2 separate regions of the Homo sapiens genome follow, and region 2 is linked to region 1. Evidence: chromatin loops called from intact Hi-C (ENCODE). Cell type or tissue: heart left ventricle. All regions are shown on one strand. Links, peaks and the distances in the headings refer to the core of each region. The heading gives the core; the rest is flanking DNA. Region 1 overlaps LOC112268119 (protein SPT2 homolog). Region 2 overlaps LHFPL6 (LHFPL tetraspan subfamily member 6).

Evidence for each region. A loop is a pair of places that touch in the nucleus more often than their neighbours do. Peaks named below come from ENCODE experiments on the same cell type or tissue, not always from the same donor. Only the 100,000 strongest peaks of a DNase experiment are listed, where the experiment ranks them.
Region 2: a loop joins it to region 1, with 3 times the contacts of the local background. A loop is called at or near these places in 7 of 110 quality-filtered maps.

The regions. Positions count from the first base shown.
Region 1 is chr13:39,605,686-39,618,205 of GRCh38, forward strand. LOC112268119 (protein SPT2 homolog) reads left to right here. Exons shown (of 4, transcript XM_035861111.2): 4 at 2,445-3,311. The coding sequence ends at 2,514. Among named protein-coding and RNA genes, the nearest start is that of LHFPL6, 8.8 kb to the left of the region's middle. In heart left ventricle, for the core only: a CTCF peak has its summit at 6,547 (motif pointing left); no DNase peak of the experiment used is centred there.
Region 2 is chr13:39,344,288-39,352,287 of GRCh38, forward strand. The region is part of intron 3 of LHFPL6 (LHFPL tetraspan subfamily member 6); the gene reads right to left. Among named protein-coding and RNA genes, the nearest start is that of LHFPL6, 250 kb to the right of the region's middle. In heart left ventricle, for the core only: a CTCF peak has its summit at 4,089 (motif pointing left); a DNase peak (open chromatin) is centred at 4,094; H3K4me3 peaks cover 797 bases; H3K27ac peaks cover 1,711 bases.

The DNA of each region.
Region 1 (12,520 bases), core at 2,084-10,083:
TGTTCTTCCATGCACACTTTGTAAGCAAAATGCATTATAATTTATTTAAGCCCCTTTGCATTAAATTTGTACCTTTAAAGGACCATTAAATTACTTCACAGCCAGAAGTTCCCACATAGCAGATGCCACTTATAACACCTATTCCAGGTTTGGGTTTCCAGTATGTTTGGATAGTAGTCTCATTGAGTCACAAGATGAGATCATGAATGCGACAGTATATGGAAAGCTATAAAGTGTTTATGACAACACTCTTGGTTGGCTACCCAGTATTAATTCACAATCCCCTCTCCCTTCTCACCAGATACTCTTCTAGCATCCCTTAAAGCAAGTAATGGCCACTTGATCCTGCTGTAGCCAATGAGTTTGCTAAGGAGGCCTCTGGGGAAGATTGTATTCTCTGATAAAATAAGGAGACGTGAGAGAATAGTTCTCTCACCATCATGACTGTCTTCGGGCACATTCTTGAAGGTGTTTAGAGCTCTAGCAGCCTTCTTGTAACCAGGTGGGGGGTCACAGAGACATACTCCCAGTGATCTAACATTGTAGAGCTTCTCACCTCCATTTGAATTATTTAAAAAGTAAATTATAGATTTTTAATATGGTTTAAATCACTATGAGTTGAATTTTCTCCTTTTAGTAGCTAAAAGCATTCCTAATTGATAAAGCATGGTATAGATAAGACATTTTCAATGAGAGGAAATATACATCAGTGAACATTGTATCTCAGTGCTTGGCAATGTAGACAGATACTCAATAATCAAACAGTAATTGTGGGATTTAATGAACAAATCAATATCATCGTGATTACTATCCTTGTTCTAATGCAGCCTACAGAGTGGGTATTTAATTTTTAAACAAATGGTATGCTATGTGAAATTAGGGAAGGAGCATGATAATGAAATATCGAGAACATAATGAAATCAATCACTTCTGACTACCAGAGAGAGATTGGAAAGGGATTTAGTCTGTCCACAATTGTGGCAAACACTACAGTTTGGCTGATATCATTTCCAACTCACTTCTTTTACATTGTTATCTCCTACGAAAGCAGTGAAAGCTAAAATCTCCACGTCCTAGCCTCCCTTGAAATTTGAGGGGCGATGTGTGTGTTATGATATATATTAATTTTTGTCTACAGTTCCTAGCTCCCAACACCCATAGCCCTTGTTACAGTATTTTGTTACAGTGTTGGGTATGTTAGGCCTCAGGAACAGACCTCAAGAAACAGAACCTCTCTAACCTGCTTCTGCTCTCCTTTCACCTGCCCCAAGGCAGTACTCTAATCTTTCCCCCTCCTTTCTGACTGTGGGTCTTAGGACCCTCCCCTGAGAGGGACCCACCCCATATCCTGAGGAAAGCAATGGTGACATCATGAAGCTTCCATAAAAACCCAAGAGGGCAGGCTTGGCATGGTGGCTCACACCTGTAATCCCAGCACTTTGGGAGGCCGAGGCGGGTGGATCACCTGAGGTCAGGAGTTCAAGACCAAGCATTGCACTCCAGCCTGGGCAACAAGAGTGAAACTCTGTCTCAAAAACAAACAAACAAACAAACAAAAAAACTCAAGAGGGCTGGCGTGGTGGCTCACACCTGTCATCTCAGCACTTTGGGAGGCCAAGGTGGGCAGATCACCTGAGGTCAGGAGTTCAAGGCCAGGCTGGCCAACATGGTGAAACCCCATCTCCACTAAAAATACAAAACTTAGCTGGGTGTGGTGGTGTGCACCTGTAGTCCCAGCTACTCAGGAGGCTAAGGCAGGAGAATAGCTTGAACCCAAGAGGCGGAGGTTGCAGTGAGCCAAATCGCACCACTGCACTCCCGTCTGGGCTACAGAGCCAGACTCCATCTCAAAAACAAAACAAAACAAAACAAAACCAAGAGGACTGGAAGTTCCTGGAGGATGGTGTGCCCCAGGAAGGCATGGAAGCTCCACACCCTTTTCCCCATACCTCGCCCTGTGCATCTCTTCATCTGTTTCCTTTGTAATATCCTTTTATAATAAACTGGTAAACATAAGTGTTTCCCTGAGTTCTGTGAGCTGCTCCAGGAAATTAATTGAACCCAAAGAAGGGGTCATGCAAACCCCAATTTGAAGCCAGTTTGTCAGAAGTTCTGAAGGCCCAGACTTGTGACTGATGTGGGGTGACAGGGGCAGTCTTGGGGACCGAGGCCTCAATCTATGGGATCTGATGCCATCTCTAGGTAGATATTGTCAGAATAGAACTGGAGGACACCCAGCTGGTATTTGCTGCGGAGGTGATTGCTTGTTTGCTGGTGGGGAAATATCCCATACCTTGGGGTCACAGAAGTCTTCTGTGTTGACTGTTACTGTGTTGGTGTGAAAGCAGAGGAAAAACCTGGTTAGAGATTCCAGAAACACCATGTGACAGTTCTGGCCATTGAAGGGTGCTGGTACCATCACCTCCACCTCTTCTTTCTTCCAGCCCAGAGAACAGTTGTGATAGCACTTTGCAGCCCGGCATTCATTGTGCAGCCATGAAGCAACAGGCATGAGGAGGAAAGCCAGCACACGAACCATGATGGAGCAAAGTGGTGAAAAGAGTCCGCTTCTTCCCTATCTGCACTAGGCTGTTGGACTTCTCTTGGGGTAAGATCAAGAATCCTCACCTGGTTAAGTCACTGTTATTACCTGCTACACTATTCATACCAACTCTTCTGTTACACTCAAGAGGCCAGCACCACAACAAAGGCACAGAGTGTGGGGACATGAAACAGAACCAGGAAAGAACATAACAGTGTTGAGGGAGAATTTCTCAAGCAAACAGTGGCTGGGGAGGCATTCATTGTCCACAGTGTGTATTGCAGAAGATGGACCCTCCTTAAAGTGTGGCAATAGAAACAGGAACAGCTATGAAAATGGCTTATAAAATGTTTATTCTTAAAGTCTCAACTTTGAGCAATTCAGAGAGACAGAAATTCTCAGCATTATAAAATAGCCTGATACGAAAAGGTTCCTCTTAAATACAAACCAGCAAGAGAGAGATGCAGACAGGTGGGAGGTCCAAATGAGAACCAGTAGATAACAAAAGAGAGGCTTTAAGTAGGGGCAGGGAGGAGAGATTTTTTCCTTAACTTCTCCTGGATGTGGAGCTCATCATTTCTTTGTCAATAAAAAAATACATGATTTGTTCCTCGACACATGCTGCGAGATATCCCAAGAAATGCTCCACCAGCTGAAAACCTACCATCACAGTTTTCAGTACAGATGCAGTGAACAAGGTTTAAAAAAACATAGTTGGAGATCATAGTAAGTTCCTCCATTCTGCCATTTCCTTCCTCCCTTCATTCCTTTTTTCTTTTCTTTTTTTTTTTTTTTTTTTCTTTTTTTGAGACGGAGTCTCACTCTGTCGCCCAGGCTGGAGTGCAGTGGCGCGATCTCGGCTCACTGCAAGTTCCGCCTCCGGGGTTCACACCATTCTCCTGCATCAGCCTCCCGAGTAACTGGGACTACAGGCACCCGCCACCATGCCTGGCTAATTTTTTGTATTTTTAGTAGAGATGGAGTTTCACTGTGTTAGCCTGGATGGTCTCGATCTCATGACCTCGTGATCTGCCCGCCTCAGCCTCCCAAAGTGCTGGGATTACACTTCTCTTCATTTCTAAATTGCCCTTTCCCTTCACAAATCCCTTCTCAAGACTAATTTAAAGGGGCATTGATTGCTATGACATTTTACTGCAATGAGTCCATTATATACATGGGGGAAAAATCTCAGGGGACAAGTGATCTCTCAGATTTCCTGCACTCCATCTCCAGTAGTCTATGAGTGAGATAGTGCATTGCTTTTAGAATGCTAACTCTCCTATTTGTATGCATATATTTACCATAGCTATCTCAACATCCTATTAAATCGGAGTTGCCCATTTCATTTTCGATGAACTTTCTTTCATGTGTTTGATAGACGCAAGACACCCCCCACCCCATAGAAACTGTATTTGTCTAGTTACATACAATTTCTAAACATAGTGATTTGTATGACTGAATTCCCCAGGAGCTTTCATGGAAATGAGGTAGATACCGTCTGTGACCTGCTCCCAGTGTTGCTGTCTGCATTATTCATTTAAAGTTTGCAAATTACTTTGGACTATGAAGTGCCATAGAGTTTCTATGTATTATTCTTTTATGAATTAAAGTAGCATATAAATATTAAATTAATAACTTATTTATAAGAAAAAAAGTGAAGCGTTAAATCAGATTTAACATAGCAAATACTTCATATTAAACCATCAAAATTGAAAATGTCCATAATACGTAATATATATACTTTTGCTACGTGACCCAGTTTGCATTTTAAAGCAGTACATAATTACGTTTAATACTGAATCAGGGTCATGCTTCTGCTGCTTTTAAGTTATTTTTTTCTTCCAGGGTCAAAAATCATCTCTGTTTTTTTCAACATTATGACTATGTTTTTTGGTTTGTGTTTTTATTTTTCCATAATATGTAGAAAGATGAATATTATGGGTATATAGATTAAAAAAAAGTGTAATATTTGCTGAAATATTACTGTTTATTGACCAATATGCCGGCTACACCAGGGCTGTACTATGGAGTCATGTGGAAAAGAGGGAACTGCGAGGCAGGTGGATCACTTGAGGTCAGGAGCTAAGACCAGCCTGGCCAACATGGTGAAACTCCATCTCTACTAAAAAAAAAAAAAAAAAAAAAAAAAAATTACACAGGTGTGGTGGTACACACCTGTAATCCCAGCTACTCGGGAGGCTGAGGCAGGAGAATCGCTTGAAACCAGAAGGCAGAGGTTGCAGTGAGCCAAGATCACACCACTGCACTGCACTCCAACCTGGGTGATAGAGTGAGACTCCTCCTAAAAAACGATAATAAAATAAAATAATTTAAAAAAAAGAAAAGTAGGAACTAATTTTTAGCAGTTGGCACTGAGTTAAATTGTCAAAGATTGCATCTTAAACACTGTACTTGGTTGATTTGCCAGTTAGAGTGAATGACTGGATGAAAAGAGATGCTATTATATTTGGCTACTTTTGCCTTTGAAAGATCTATGTCTGTGTGACAAAAAGCTAAAGAGCAAGGGTGAGGTGACAAGAAGCAGAAGATACAATAAGAGTAGAGTTGAGAGCAGCATACAACATCAACCATATCAGCAGTTAGACAGCAGAGTTGGAGAGGAGGGAGAGAGAGGGAAAGGAGACAGAGATGGAGAGAGGGAAGGAAGAATAGAAGGAGAGGGAGAGAGAAGACTAAAATTTCATATGCTACCTTGACTTTGAGCCTAACATGTCGCAAAGGCCTAACTTTGGGTCAACTTGACACTCTGCAGTAGCTCACACCCCTATCCGGTGAAGCCCCTGCACTTCTGCAGATTCCTTGGAGAAACCCTGGTCTCCTCTCTCTGAGCTGTGGGTCTCACATCTGTCTCATCCTAGAGTTATCCTAGTAAATCCCAAGTGGTAACAGACTTCTTTATCTCCCAAGTAAGACCATACCAGGTAGCGGTTTTCCTAAAGGCTTACAGGATGACAAGGGAGGGGGATTGCAGTTTGGTTCTTCATAGCAGTTCACCCAAAATGGAATACTGGGCCTCCTAATCCTAGAACCCCTGCCATGGGGGATTTCACACAGGCTGCTGTCTCCTCAGGGAATTCTGCCTACTGCCAATTTGTACAGCCAGGCCAGTCCCTCTCCCTCCTTCAATGACTTCTCCTGCACCCCTAACTTTTTCTGAGCCCCTTGGCACCTCTCTCTTAGGCTGCGCTTGGAAAGGTAAGTCTTTCTTCTGTTCTCTGTATTGTTTGGCATTTCAGCATTCACCCTGTGTCTCCCTGTTGTTCACCCTCTGGGGGTGATCATGACCAAAGGCACTATAAGAGTTTTTCTGAGCCCCACCCCTTGCCCCAGTTAAAGAACAAAGTTATCTTGCTAAGGGAGTTTAGATTTGTGCCTTTCTAAAAAAATTAACTAGCTCAAATGTCAGTCTCCTTTTTAAAAACATAAAGTAATCTTATTTAAAGTATATTATTAGAAAGGAAACCTCTTTAAGAACAACACATTTTCATCTATTTAGCATGAATTCTATATTGCCTTAAAGAGATACGTTGAGCCAAAATGTTAAAATAAGAATCCCACATAACTCCTGGTCTAAAGAAAAGCATATAAAAATACACTGCTCAGCTGCCTTCAGAGAGATCTACCTTTTCCAAGAAGACTCAGAACGGGCTTCTGACCATCATAATCAGAATGCACTGCCTTCAGGAGCGGAAGGAACACTACATGGGGAGTCAGAAACCTGAGTTCAAATTCTGAGACTGGATCTTCAACATGCTAATTATGACTCAAATATCACGTCTATTATAACCTATTTACTCTCAACAGTGTCTTTATCTAATAAAATTATTCACCATTATATATGATCATTTGCCTTAGATGACATGAATCAGTTCCTTTATTCATATTAGCAATTGGTAGAGCTTGAATTAATGACAGTGCTTGGATTGTAATGCAATTTTCCTGACTGTTAAGTACTTGTTTCTTTATACCAGGCGCCTCCTAGTGGCAGAAATGCAGCAAAAAGGAGATTGAATCTTCAGTAATTTCTCTTCTAGGTGTAGGGATACAGGTTAGATTTCAGCTTAATTTTGTCTGACTTTTCTGTTAATTGATTAGTATCTCAAATGTCTCTACTCTTAACACATTAACATGGGCACAGGCTTGGCTTAGTATAGGTATATTGAAAGTGGCATTAAGTCAGGAGAAGCCCACGTTCTATCTTTGCTATAAGCTCCCTGTCGCTTAATTATATTTCTTCCTTTGCCTTTGTTTTCGTATATGTGGCTATTATTTCTTTCATGGTCATGATTCTCAATCAGAAATTATGTAGAGGTATTTACTTCACAGTTTTAAGTTTTTACTTACACTGCTTTTGATCTGAAAACATTGCAAGTCTTATTTCAACCTGGATATAACTTAGAAAACAAATAATTATGGTGCAGCAAAGAGAGGAAAAGCCTGATTTCCTTGATTCAAAGAAGCCTTTGGGTCTGGCTAAATAGACCGAGAATAAACATCCGGCGTTTGATTGATGCCTCCTAACTTGCAATTTTGTATATAAAGAGACAGAAAAGAGGGAGACACAAAAAGAAGCTCAATGCCACATCTAAACACTAAGGTAGAAGTCAGGAACACCCACTTCTGAGTTTGATGTAGCTGTTAAATTGTTGCTTGATTTTGGACAAGTAACAGTATAAAATGAGGAATCTGATCATCCTTCTGTTCTCTGCTCCCAACAAAGCTGTATGGTTGTCTTAGTTCCTTAGGGCTGCTGTTAGGTTGGTGCAAAAGCAATTGCAGTTTTTGCCATTACTTTTAACGGCAGAATACCATAACAGAATACCATGAATATATGTAACAGAATACTTAACACAATATAACAGAATACCATAAATCAGGTGCCTTCTAAACACAGAAATATATTTCTTACAGTCCTAAAGGCTGGAAAGTCCAAGATCAAGACACTGGCAGATTCAGGGTCTGGTGAGGGCCAGCTTCCTGGTTCATAGACAGCTGTCTTCTCTTGTGGTGTCCTCACATGGCAGAAGGAGCGAGGGAGCTCTCTGGGATCTCTTTTATAAGGGCACTAATCCCATTATGAGGGCTCTGTCCTCATGACCTGACCACCTCCCAAAGGCCCTGCCTCTGAATACCGTCACATTGGGAGTTAGGTCTCAATGTTTGAATGTTGTGAGGGTTATAAACATTCAGCCTATAGCAATGATTTACATAAAGTTTGTGGAATGAGACTGATAAAGTAATTACCAATAGCCAGTCAGGTTGGTATCAGAAAATTTCTTGCTGTAGTATGTTAGCTACGTGAGATAAACTTTTTGAAGATTAAACAAACCACAGCAGGGATATAGGTGAATGAATGCACCATTGTGCCACTGATTAACTTTTCTCCCATTTCTTATTCATATACTACTTAGATAAAATAATACTCTTTAATTTTTTTAAAGCCATAATAATAATTCCATTACACTAATCAGTACTAATCAGTGCTGGAGAACGATGAACAATCTGATGTCAGGCATCCAAATGTACTAAATTCATCCAAACCATCAGTTTTAAATCATTTATTTCCCTACCCAGGTTCTTCATAATTTCTATTCTGCCATCTTAGAAGTTATTTAGTTAAAAACAGTTCAATACATTCAAATCTACAGTAAATGTCTGACAATCTCTTTTAAGATGAATTATAGGGGACAATTGGTTTGCCAGGAGCATGCTAAGGTCAAGACCCTAAACATAACATAGTACAATGAACATAATTCCAATTGCTTTTTTCTGTTTAATATTAAAAAGAAAAGATTTTTTTGTCTACGTGCTTTTTTCAGATTTTCTTCAAGTGTTGACATGTAATAAACTTAAGTAGAAGCATCAGAAATAGCATAATGATTTGCTGCTACCAAGACAGGATTGATCTGAATTTGATTTAGCCATAGAAATACCTCCTGTGAGAGGAAGGCCAGGTGTAGTTTAGAGGAGGCAGATTTGGGCATTGCCACTCCCTGGTTTTCTTATCTCAGGTAAGTTACTTAGTGATATGGTTTGGCTGTGTCCCCACCCAAATCTCATCTTGATTTGTAACTCCCACAATTCCCATGCGTTGTAGGAAGAATCTGGTGGGAGGTGATTGAATTATGGGGGTGGGTCTTTCCTGTGCTGTTCTTGTGATAGTGAATGAGTCTCATGAGACCTGGTGCTTTAAAAACAAGAATTTACCTGCACAAGCTCTCTCTTTGCCTGCTGCCATTCATGTAAGACATGACTTGTTCCTCCTTGTCTCCCGCCATGTTTGTGAGGCTTCCCCAGCCACATGGAACTATAAGTCCAATTAAACCTCTTTCTTTGTAAATTGCCCAGTCTCAGGTATGTCTTTATCAGCAGTGTGAAAAGGGACTAATACACTTAGCCTGTGTCTAAAACTCAATATGCTCATGGGCAAGGTAGAGATAATAATCTCTGCCCATAGAGTTATTCTAAAGACTAAATAAGATAATATATGTAAAATACTTAAAGCCATGCCTGACATGTAGCAACTGCTCAATAAATGGTGGCTATTATTGTATCAATAATAAGTTTTCTCTTTTATTATTCTAGGATCAGTTAGCAAGAAATAATCCAACACAGTCAAACTTACAATAAATGTCTGACTTACCCTTTTAAGATAAATTGTTATATGAAACTAATATGAACCTTCTTTTAAAAACATGATTATTCAACATGCAATCTATTATGTTTTCCACAGTTTATTTTCAAAGAAAAGACAAATTCTGACCAAGTTTTTCATAGAAATAAAAACATCAAACAGTACCCTAATTTTGATGTATTGATCAGCTTACTATCTTGAACAAAATGGTGGCCAATAAAGACTTCTCAATGGACATGATGTCTGATACTTTGATACATTTTAATGAAAATCAAACAATGGAGAAGTGATAGAAATATATGTTTACTCTGAGCTCAAGAAATCTGAGAGAGGGCTGGTCACGGTGGCTCACACCTGTAATCCCAGCACTTTGGGAGGCCGAGGTGTATGGATCACCTGAGGTCAGGAGTTCAGGACCAGCCTGGCCAACATGGTGAAACCCCATCTCTACTAAAAATACAAACAAAATTAGCCTGGCGTGATGGCAGGCACCTGTAATCCCAGCTACTTGGGAGGCTGAGGCAGGAGAATCACCTGAACCTGGGAGGTGGAGGTTGCAGTGAGCCGAGATCGCGTGATTGCACTCCAGCCTGGGCGACAAGAGCAAGACTCTGTCTCAAAAATAAAAAATAAAACATAAAAAAGAATTCTGAGAGAAAAGCCTCCAAAAGTGAGATTTTTCTTGCTCTAATCAAGTCCAACTCTAACTTTGTTTTCTTTCTGCCTCCCTATTTCTGAGCCTATCTTGACAATCCAGTTTAGCAGCCACCTTAGCAGAGACAAAGAAAATACTGGACTCAACAATTTGAGGCCCAGATGGTCCTACTAAGTAACTTTAAGATGTGAAAGCACTTTGGGTTCCATAGAGTACTTTGGGTTCATTAGTACAATCTTGAAATCCTTCTTAAATAACATTAACTCATACATGCAATCAATAGCCCTAACTGATTTATATCAATTCTAACTAACAATTATTTTTGAAAATGAGTTTTGTGGATAGAATACAAAACATACTGTCTCAAAAGTATCCGTGACCTTCTAATTCTTCATATTGTTGTCCATATTTATCATTGCAAGAATAGAGATACATCTGAGTATCAAATGTTTAAGAAAGTCTACTGACAAAACAATAAATTAAATGGAATACTTACCCATGTTTCCACTAAAATAGTCTATATCAGACTTTAGAATTGATATAGAAACCCCCACACAGTGTTTACTTTGATCAGTTTGCAGAAACTGAATAAATATTATGTTTCTTATTTAAATTTTAAAATATCTTCCAGGGAAGAATTTAAATGATAGGTATAGAATGTTGCTTCTTCAGTCTACAGCAAGAGCTTAGTATTTAGGCAAAGACCCCGTGAGGGAGAAGCTACACGGCCGTTACTCAATAGCGACATCTGCTGTTATCACAGGAGTATGCTTTCCCATATTAGGAAGCTCTGCTCTTTGGCAATGGGGTAGCTGGAATGACAGTCAACTCTCAGGCATAAAGAGGCTTATTCTCTAATTTGTGGGTTTTCTCGGTCTTTAGTGACTCTTCATTCCCCCACCTGCACTCTGCCTATTGTCTGAAAGGTTAATCTTAGCTTTCTTACCAGAAGTTAAGTAAGCAGAGAATAAAAACTGAACCTCATATCAATCAATATTGTTCCTGTTATTCGATGGTTTAAAATATACTGTTTCCTGGCCGGGCATGGTGGCTCATGCCCGTAATCCCAGCACTTTGAGAGGCCAAGGTGGGTGGATCACCTGAGGTCAGGAGTTCGAGACCTGACTGACTAACATGATGAAACCCCGTCTCTACTAAAAATACAAAAATTAGCGGGGTGTGGTGGTGGGCACCTGTAATCCCAGCTACTCAGGAAGCTGAGGCAGGAGAATTGCTTGAACCCAGGAGGCGGAGTTTGCAGTGAGCCAAGATCGTGCCATTGCACTCCAGCCTGGGCCACAAGAGTGAAACTCTATCTCAAAAAAAAAAAAAAAAAAAAAATACTGTTTCCTTACAGAAGAATTCCAAATAATATAGGTATATATTTCCCCATCTCCCACTCCACCAAAGAGGTGGAATTTATCCCCCTAACCCTTGAAGATAGACTCCACTGAATGACTCACTTACAAAGACTAGAGTATGGAAAGGGAAAAATAGTAACTTTTCGGTGGAGAAGGCTGGCAGATGCTACCTTAACCCAGTGACTCAGGTGAGCATTGCCAATAATGTCATATGGACACCAACTACACCTGATATTATATGAAAAAAGGGCACTTCAGCATCATGGTTTTCCTTCCAAAATCCCATGACTCCAACAGACCAACCCGGATTGGGGGCTGTCCTACAAAATACCTGACCAGAACTCCTCAAAACTGTCAAAATCATGAAAATCAAGGAATGACTTAGAAACTGTTGCAGAGCAGAGGAGACTACAGAGACCTGAGGATTAAATGCAGCATAGTATTCTGCATGGGATCCTGGAGCTGAAAAAGGACATTAGGAGAAAAACTGGGATATCAGTTTGGTGAAAGTATAGGATTTAGTTAATAGTCCTGTATCAATGTTGGTTTTTTTCATTTGGACATATTTACCATTGTATAACAATGATAACATTAGGGGAAACTAAAACTGAGTGAGGGGTGTATGGGAACTCTTCGTATTATCTTTGCAAATTTTCCGTAAATTTCCAAGTATTCCAAGATACAATTTAAAAAATATATGTATATTAAGAACTTGCTCTATGTCTTTCTCTGTGCTGGACATTCTTGTGGATAACACTTCACTTCTTTTTTTTTTTTTTTTTTTTAATAGAGATTGGGCATCCCTATGTTGCCCAGGTCTCAAACTTCTGGCCTCAAGAGATTCTCCCTCCTCAGCCTCCCAAAGTGCTGGATTATAGGCATGAGCCAATATGCCCACCTACACCTCACATTGATGGACATGGCACAGATTAGAATGTGTTTTCAGATATTTTTTTCTCATGTAAACTTCCACAACAGCCATGTGAGGCAGGCCAGATGGGATTATTTCCATCTAGAGATGAAAAAACAAACTCAGAGAAGTTTTATCCGGCTAAAAGTCATACAAGGAGTTAAATGCAAAGCCAGAACTCACCCACAGGACTTGGCATCATCTTCAAAATGTTTTCTACTCCTCACAACAAGTTTCTTATCTTTAAATTCTAATAAAGAAGAGAGAGGAGGAAGATGGAGGATCGGAGACAGGGCTAACGTGCAGCTCCCATTTGGAAAGACAGAACATGTGGAGACTCACGCCATGGACTTTTGCTCCAGGAACCACCACAGAAAAGTACCAGGAAAACCAAAAC
Region 2 (8,000 bases), core at 1-8,000, 260 kb before region 1:
TAGTCTCCTCCACCAATATCCACACCCTGGCCAAAAATAGAGAAGAATGGCAGCAACCAGGATAGGAGATGAAGGAGTTAATTGTAACTTACATCACCCAAGCTCACCTGCGTAACAAAGTACTTTAGGGAAAAAAATATAAATGTTGATGCAATCCTTCTGCAAAAGGGCCACTTTGAGGAGGCAACCCATTTGAAGGATAATGGCTAATGCTAAGGTGAATACTGCCATTTATGTGGAATGGTCAAGTGACTTACTCTCTACTGTCTGAATCAGAAAACAAAAATTCCCAGATTCTTCTGGGATCAACACTCACCTTGAAGATAAAGTGTCATTTAAATGAAAATATAATGACAAGCATCCAAGTGGGTCCTGATTTCTCAGAGTTGGATTAGTCTTAATATTCATAACAAACCCAAAATATTAAAAATATGTAAGTAGATTTATTTATCTGTATTGTCTTTGTCAATTCTTTTATCAACATTATAAGGTAGAATACTAGCTCAACATGGTTGACAAAAAAGCTTCTCAGCATTTAAAGAAGTTGGTGACTTACCCATAGTCATATGCTTATAATTTGGAATAAAGTGAGCCAGGGCTCAAATCTGGGTTCTAGATCCCAAGAATAGGTCGGTGTCCCCAGATGGGTTAATGGAATGGATTTCTGCATTCATTAGCTTTTTCTTTCTTAATGACATCCAAGTTATTCTTTTTGTGTGCACAGTAAAGAAGGCCTCTATATCTTATACTGGACACTGTACTTTCTGCTTCAATTCTAATTCATTTTTCAGCCGGTCTTACCATCTTATCAGATGATGCTCCAACAGCAACCATGTTCCTCCTTTTGGTTCTTGCTTTGCATTACATTAGATACAAACATAAACACCAAGACATTTGGATTTCACAGTCACTGAACATAAAGGCCATAGATTGAAAATCACGGGGCTGGGCGCAGTGGCTCATGCCTGTAATCCCAGCACTTTGGGAGGCCAAGGCGGGTGGATCACCTGCGGTCAGGAGTTTGAAACCAGCCTGACCAACATGGCAAAACCCCGTCTCTACTAAAAATACAAAAATTAGCCAAGCATGGTGGTGGGCACCTGTAATCCCAACTACTCAGGAGGCTGAGGCAGGAGAATCACTTGAACCCAGAAGGTGGAGGTTGCAGTGAGCTGAGATCACACCACTGAACTCCAGCCTGGGTCAGGGAGCGAGACTCCATCTCAAAAAAAAAAAAAAAAAAAAAAAAAAAAGAAAGAAAATCACATCCCTTCTTTTCACAAGTCAGTCTGCAGGAAAACAGCCTGTTGCTTGGCAAGAGTGACACTGAAGTGAAACCTCAATGACAACCAGCGTTTGACTACTGCATACCGAAGTGTTCCCACAGCGTAGATAACCCCCCATAAAGAAACAATGCCTATGGCATAGATAACCTTTCATAAAGACGTTTATCTCATCTCCCTAGAGGTCACAAGTTTTGGCAAGGAAGTGTGAGATGTGACCAGCTGCACTTGTCTGTACCCTAAAAGCTTGCTATGTAAAGGCTGCTTTCTGGAGGGCAGGTGCAAAGATCCACCATCTCACAGCTGCCAGAGACATGGCTTCTGTTTGTACGTCCCTATCAAATGTTTCTTTCTGAGAAACTGGACGTGTCAGCCTCTTTCCTCACCTCTTTTCTCAGCCTCTCACCCTGTGGGGTGGGGTTTGCATAGACCTGCTCACCGCGGAACACAGCCACTTTTACCTTGTTCATTTGTGAAAAATTAATAACTTCCCTGCTGAAAATTTCCAAGACTGTTAGGTACAATGTGCAATTAAACTTTGGATCTTCACTGGACGTTTACTGGAGAAGTAGTTAGCATGTGCCCCAGGCGCAGATAAAAAGGCAACGCAAGACAGAGCTAAGGGAGTTATTGGCTTGTGGTCACCATGAGTCAACAGCAGCAAAATTTGATCAAGAGCCTCCACATCTTAAAAGTTCTTAGGCCATTACCTAAGCACACAGACATCAAGCTATGTTGTTCAGTCCTCAACCTAGGTGTCATCCTTGATTTCTCCCTTTCCACATCCAATGAATAATTAAAAAATAAGCAAATGTGTATTGATTACCATTTTCTCAAAATTGTCATGGAGCTTTACATGGAGTAAATATTAATGCTTAAATTCTCATAGGAACACAATGTGGTAGGTATATGAGTATCATTCTCATCTTTCAGAAGGGAAGACTGAGGCCAGGGAAAGTTTAATAAGCTGCTCCAGGACTTCTCCTTAATAAGTAGCAAGTCCTCTGCCACTCTCCCCTATATCTATCCTGTGTCCTGCCCCTTCTCAAACGCCCGATCATCCCCCAGGCAGTCTCGTCTGCTGTCATTGCTTTCTTGTCTCTCTGCTTCTACTCATATCATCACCAACAGCAAAGTAGGCAGCTGTCTTTTTAAAAATCAATCAGATCAAGCCATGCTCTTACTTAAAACCCTGTAATGACCCAGCACTTTGGGAGGCCAAGGTGGCTGGATCACTTGAGGTCAGGAGTTCAAGACTGGCCTTGCCAACATGGTGAAACCCCATCTCTACTAAAAATACAAAAATTAGCCGGGCAAATTTGATCAAGAGCCTCCACATCTTAAAAGTTCTTAGGCCATTACATAAGCACACAGACATCAAGCACACAGAGCAAATTAGCACAAGTGGCCCACCCATAAGAATCACTTGAACCCGGGAGGCGGAGGTTGCAGTGAGCCAAGATTGCACCACTGCACTCCAGCCTGGATGGCAGAATAAAACTCTGTCTCCAAAAAAAAAAAAAAAAAAAAAAGCCCCGTTAATGAATTCTCAAAAATCAATGTCCTTCCTATAGCCTATGAGGGCTTAAATGTCTGCTGACCTCTCACACTTCATGACCACTCTCTCCTGTGTCTTGTCTCTGGCCACACTGACCACTTTTTCTGGAGCACATCAGCCTTGTTGCTGACATGAGAGCTTCACACTTGTGATTCCTTCCACCCAGAAATTCTACTTCCAGATCGTGGAAATGCCAGGCCTCTGGTAAACACCTAATAAATAATTGTTGAATGAAAGGCAAGGTAAAAGAAAAGCAGAAAGGAAGCAAACCGGGCAGGCAGCTAATACCTGAAAAACAGTAAGTCTAGCATTTTAAGAGTAACTCGTGTCCTGTTTTGGCACTGAAATTTTGGAGAGAACTTCCCAAACCAAGTATGTATTTCCGGCCTCATCTAGAGAGTGTGCTAAATTTAACGGGGTAACAGATTCTGAAAGATCACCTCTCCACCTCTGGGTAGGTCTCACTGGCACAATGACCTCCATTAATACAGATAGAATAAGCATTTTTCACTGGTAACCGAGTCCCCCTTCACAGGTCAGATTTGCTGACAACCATGAACTAATGTGGTTGTGAGTCTTGGGAATAATCTCCATTTTGAATTATTCTTTAGCTAGATTAAATACACCTATGAGGGGGAATTAATTAATAGGTAGAGAAGAGATGGCCAATCGTGTAGAACATTTCAAAGAGTTGGCAAAATTTGTGGTCCATCTGTTTAGCACTGGGCTCATAACACAGAATACAATCAATTGTTCATTATTAATAATGTATTGACCTATACATAGTTCTATGACCTAACATGAAAAGTAGAGTATATAATTCTTTATTAATTATTTGGCACTTAAGAAAAAATTGCTGAGGCTAATTATTTGAAAACAGTGTATGTGACAGTAGACACATTTATTAAACAAAGATGGAAAAAGAAGCTAGTAAAGGGTTGGCTATCAGAGGACAATGAGAGAGAGGATAGTATTGGTTTTGCTTTTGTTTTTGGCAGAGAAGTCAATAAAATAGCAGAAGTTTAAGCTTCAGGGTCTCGTAAGTGGCAGGGGAGCTACAGCCGATGCTGTAGATTCTCCAGCCAGTTCCTCTCTGTCCCTTTGCTGGTTCTGGACTCTCAATCTCCAGCTTCTGTTCGTGCTTTGCTCCCAATAGCTTATATTTGCAACGCTCTTCAGAGGACCCATGAGTGACTGGCATTACTCTGTCCCAGCTCTCTGACAGCTGAAGTGCCCCCTGGTGTGACCCACAGCCAGCGATGTACTTGTACTGGAGTGTGCACACCGGGCTTTCTTCCCTCCGGGTGGAACAAAGTCTGCAGTGTAATGATAATGAATGTTCCCAGCCCTGTGAGTTCAGGCTGAGGCTGAACCCTCATGACAAACTGCACCCTGCTGGGTGTTTACTCCTTCCCTACCTTGCTTTTCCACTTCCCCACTGTTTTTTCCTTGGCACATTTCCTCAATCACTTGAACTCAAATCCTCATCTCAGGATGCACTCTGGGGAACCAGATCTAAGGAGTGAATGAACAAAGACTTTCTTGCTTTTCTTTGTCAAGGGATCTGTAAGTTTCTACCATTGTCAGAAGCTAAGCCACCCCACCCGCCTACCCAAGCCCTGCTATCCCCTGAGAGAGGCAGAGCAGAGCTTTCGGCACCAGCTCTCTCCCACTCTCCCCACACTACCCTCTTCCTAGGGCAAATCCTTGTCTTGCTCAGGTGTAATTGTAATTTCTAGTCATTGTTATCTGGATCCATTCCTGTTTATGTCATAAAACAGGTAGTTAACGTATCAGGCTAAATGTCTATCAGATGAAAACTGGCAGAAAATTAAGCAAAGATCTTTAAAGAGTGTAACATAATAGCAGAAAATGTTTGAGGATATAAGAAAATATGGCCACCAATCAGACATATATGCAAGTTTGTGTGTATGATTTACAAAATTTGGGATTAAAATTCAACAACTGGTTAAGGTCCAAAATGAGCTGTTAATGTTCAATGTGATTTAAAAGAAAAAGAGTCCTTCATTTAAGACATGAAGGCTTTTTCATTTACTAAGTAATTTTTAAAATAATTATTAATTCAAAAAGTGATTTAATATGAATTTGTTCTAGTATTACAAATTATATTGAGATATAGCCAGCCAATCAAAGTAGCCTCAAAAAATATACAAAAGTACATATGCATACATGTCTTTTGAGAAAAATGGTCAAGATCAGTCTAGTTAGAGTAAGGTGTGTCAATAGAATTTAAGCAAATCTGAAAAAATACTGTCATCCAACCCTGATTCTTGATTTTCTTCTTCCCTTCCTTTTTCCTTTCCTCGCTCCCTCTCTCAATTTATTCATTGATTCAACAAACATTCAGTGAGTGCCAGCTCCAACTATGAATGAATCACTGGGTACTGGGAGCTTTGTTGGGAATAATATAATTCCTGCTATCAAGAAGCTTATTGTCTAGTCAAGGAAATAAGCATTAAGCAATAATGAGACATTTCTATACTGATAATTGTGATATGTGCTTTGAAGAAAAAAATCCAGGATGCGAAGGCAGCATATTGCAAGTGATCTACGTAGTGCGGTCAGGTCAGTGAAAGAGAGCCTTAAATTAGAAGTGAGATCTAAGCCAAGACCTGCAGATGTTCAGGAGTGAGCCAAGCGTGAATGTGGGGGGCCAGGGAACAGTATGCTTGGAGTGAGGGGATGGGAAATATAATGGAGAAATGCAGACAGATTTGGGTCTTGCTAAAGTATTGCTCAAGTAAGAGATGGATCCCATTTTGGGTGTAAAGCAAGGGATGGGTTTGGGTATGACCACCTCTAGAGTTCGGAGCTTGAAGCCTGAAAATTCCCTCTTTGAAACTGTCATTTGTATTGTTGGGTAGGAATATGAGGTATTTAACAGTCACAAATAAATCTTAAGCTCCTGCTACCTGTTTTGCTATGTTATAGAAGCTGGAAACGCAGCCGGGAACAATACAGACAGAGTCTTTGGTCTCATGAAGCTTACTTTCCAGTTCATATCACTCACATCAGCTGTATTATTCTGAAACATTCCTTGTATATTACACATGTTTTGTAGAAATTCAGTTCAATGAAATAAACCAGATACAATAGGATTTTTTCATAAAACTATAAATGTGAAAGCAAAACATCCAGAATTCTGTGAGAGATTAAAGGTTTACCAGGCACAGGCTTGTCACTTTGAACTTCTCCAAAGGAAAAGGAAAAATAGATTTTTCTCTCTGAGCATGATCCTATTGTTAAAACCTATGTGCTCAATAACAAGAAATTAGCACCATGTTTTACAGTCATAGAAAAAAAGTGTTTCTGCATACTCTTCATGAGTAGTAATGAAACTAAATAAAACCAGGAAATACAGGGCCATTCTTCCATGGCCTCCCTCTATGCCTGTCATGGCAATAAATGCTTGTTATTATAATGCAAACAGAAAGCATTTTTCCAGAGGGCAAGTTTTGTCTGTGATCCTTTCAGGAAATTAGAGAAGGAAATCTGTTTAAACTTTCCCTTTTGCTCTCCGTAATGCTCCATCAAACAGGACTCCAAGCTTGCTTGGTTGGCAAATTACTGCTTTCAACAATGGGGAATACTATTCTTGACAGATAAAATAGAGGTTAATGGGACAGAAAGCAGCATACCATAGCCACCTGCCAAGTCGACAGAAAAAGACTGTGGCGGAATTCCAGGGCAGCCCCAGAGTAGAGATAGGGGTGGGGAGGGATGTTGCTGATTTCTTACGGTGGCTCAAATTAGTTTTTAGTATAGCTTTTGGAAGTGATAGAGACAGAAAGAGAGGTACAAAGAATCCAGTCTTATTACATATAACAATGGAATTCCAGTGATCGTTTCATCTTTTAAGGACACTGGAGTTTAACCTCTGCCTTTTCATTAATTTGTTCAATTAACAATTTGGAGCCTACCAAGTGTGACTGTCTGCTTATTTCAATGTTCTATTCGGGCACTCAGTATGATGACCTGATCACAACAACCGATACACATTTGTGGCATGAATGGATATCAGACGTTATACTTGTGCTAAGAATAGAAATACAAAATTAATCGTCATATAACAGCTGTCATATATAGACAGCAAGTGAAGGGCTACAAGTTATGAAGGGGTCTCTCCTTTAATCATTTTTGTCTAGGATCCTTGATCTGTTTATACTTTCCAACATTATTCTCACTTTGAAGATGCAGAAACTGAAGGATAAGTAACTTACCCATTATCTCAAATAAATAGCAAAGCTTGAACTCGGAACTTGGGTCAAACTGATTCCAGAGTTTTTTCCTGTGCTCAGATAATGTATAAAAAAAGATCTTAATCAAATGCATTTTTCTCATTTGTTAAATAGTACTTGTCTTGGCACTTATATGCCCGAGAAAAAAATAAAACATATTTTACCTTACCCCTTCAATTTGCCAGTCTTCTTAGAAGACTACATGCTGTTAAAGTGAACTAAATATGTCCTGGGAATAACTCTGTACTTCTATATTTGAGTCCTTGTGGATGAACTATAACCTAGCTTAATAGGCAGACAAGATTGAAAACCTAACTTAGGAGTACGCACCCGTAATAATTGCTGAGTCTTCGCCAGTCCCAGCAGCCATAGTTCAACCACTCATATACTGCTGAGTGTTCAAACTATATTCAAATAAAGCAAACACCAAACTGTACCCAATCCAGTTGTTTCTGTACCTCACTTCTGATTTTTGTATGTTACGTTCCTTTTTTGTCTATAAATTTGTACTGACCATGAGGCACCCCAGTAGTCTCTCTGAATCTGTTGTGATACAGGGGGGCTGCCTGATTTGCGAATTGTTCATTGCTCAATTAAACTCCTTTAAATTTAATTCAGCCAAAGTTTTACTTTGACAATGCCCATGTTCAACAGCATGGTTTCAATTGCTAAAGGTCTGCACCTTGCAAAGACTTGACAGCCCCAATTCCTGAGGCAATGAAACCACACTTGGCACCTTTGGCAATGCATCTTCTTTAAGGATGTGGAAATGTGATGTCTAAAATAAGCTTGCTTGAGGAACAGATAACTAATGCTACCTGCAGGAGAAACTGCCTCTAGATATGGTCCCAGACTGAATGTTTTTGACCCTACCTTGACTCTGTGTGAGCCCTAGCTGAT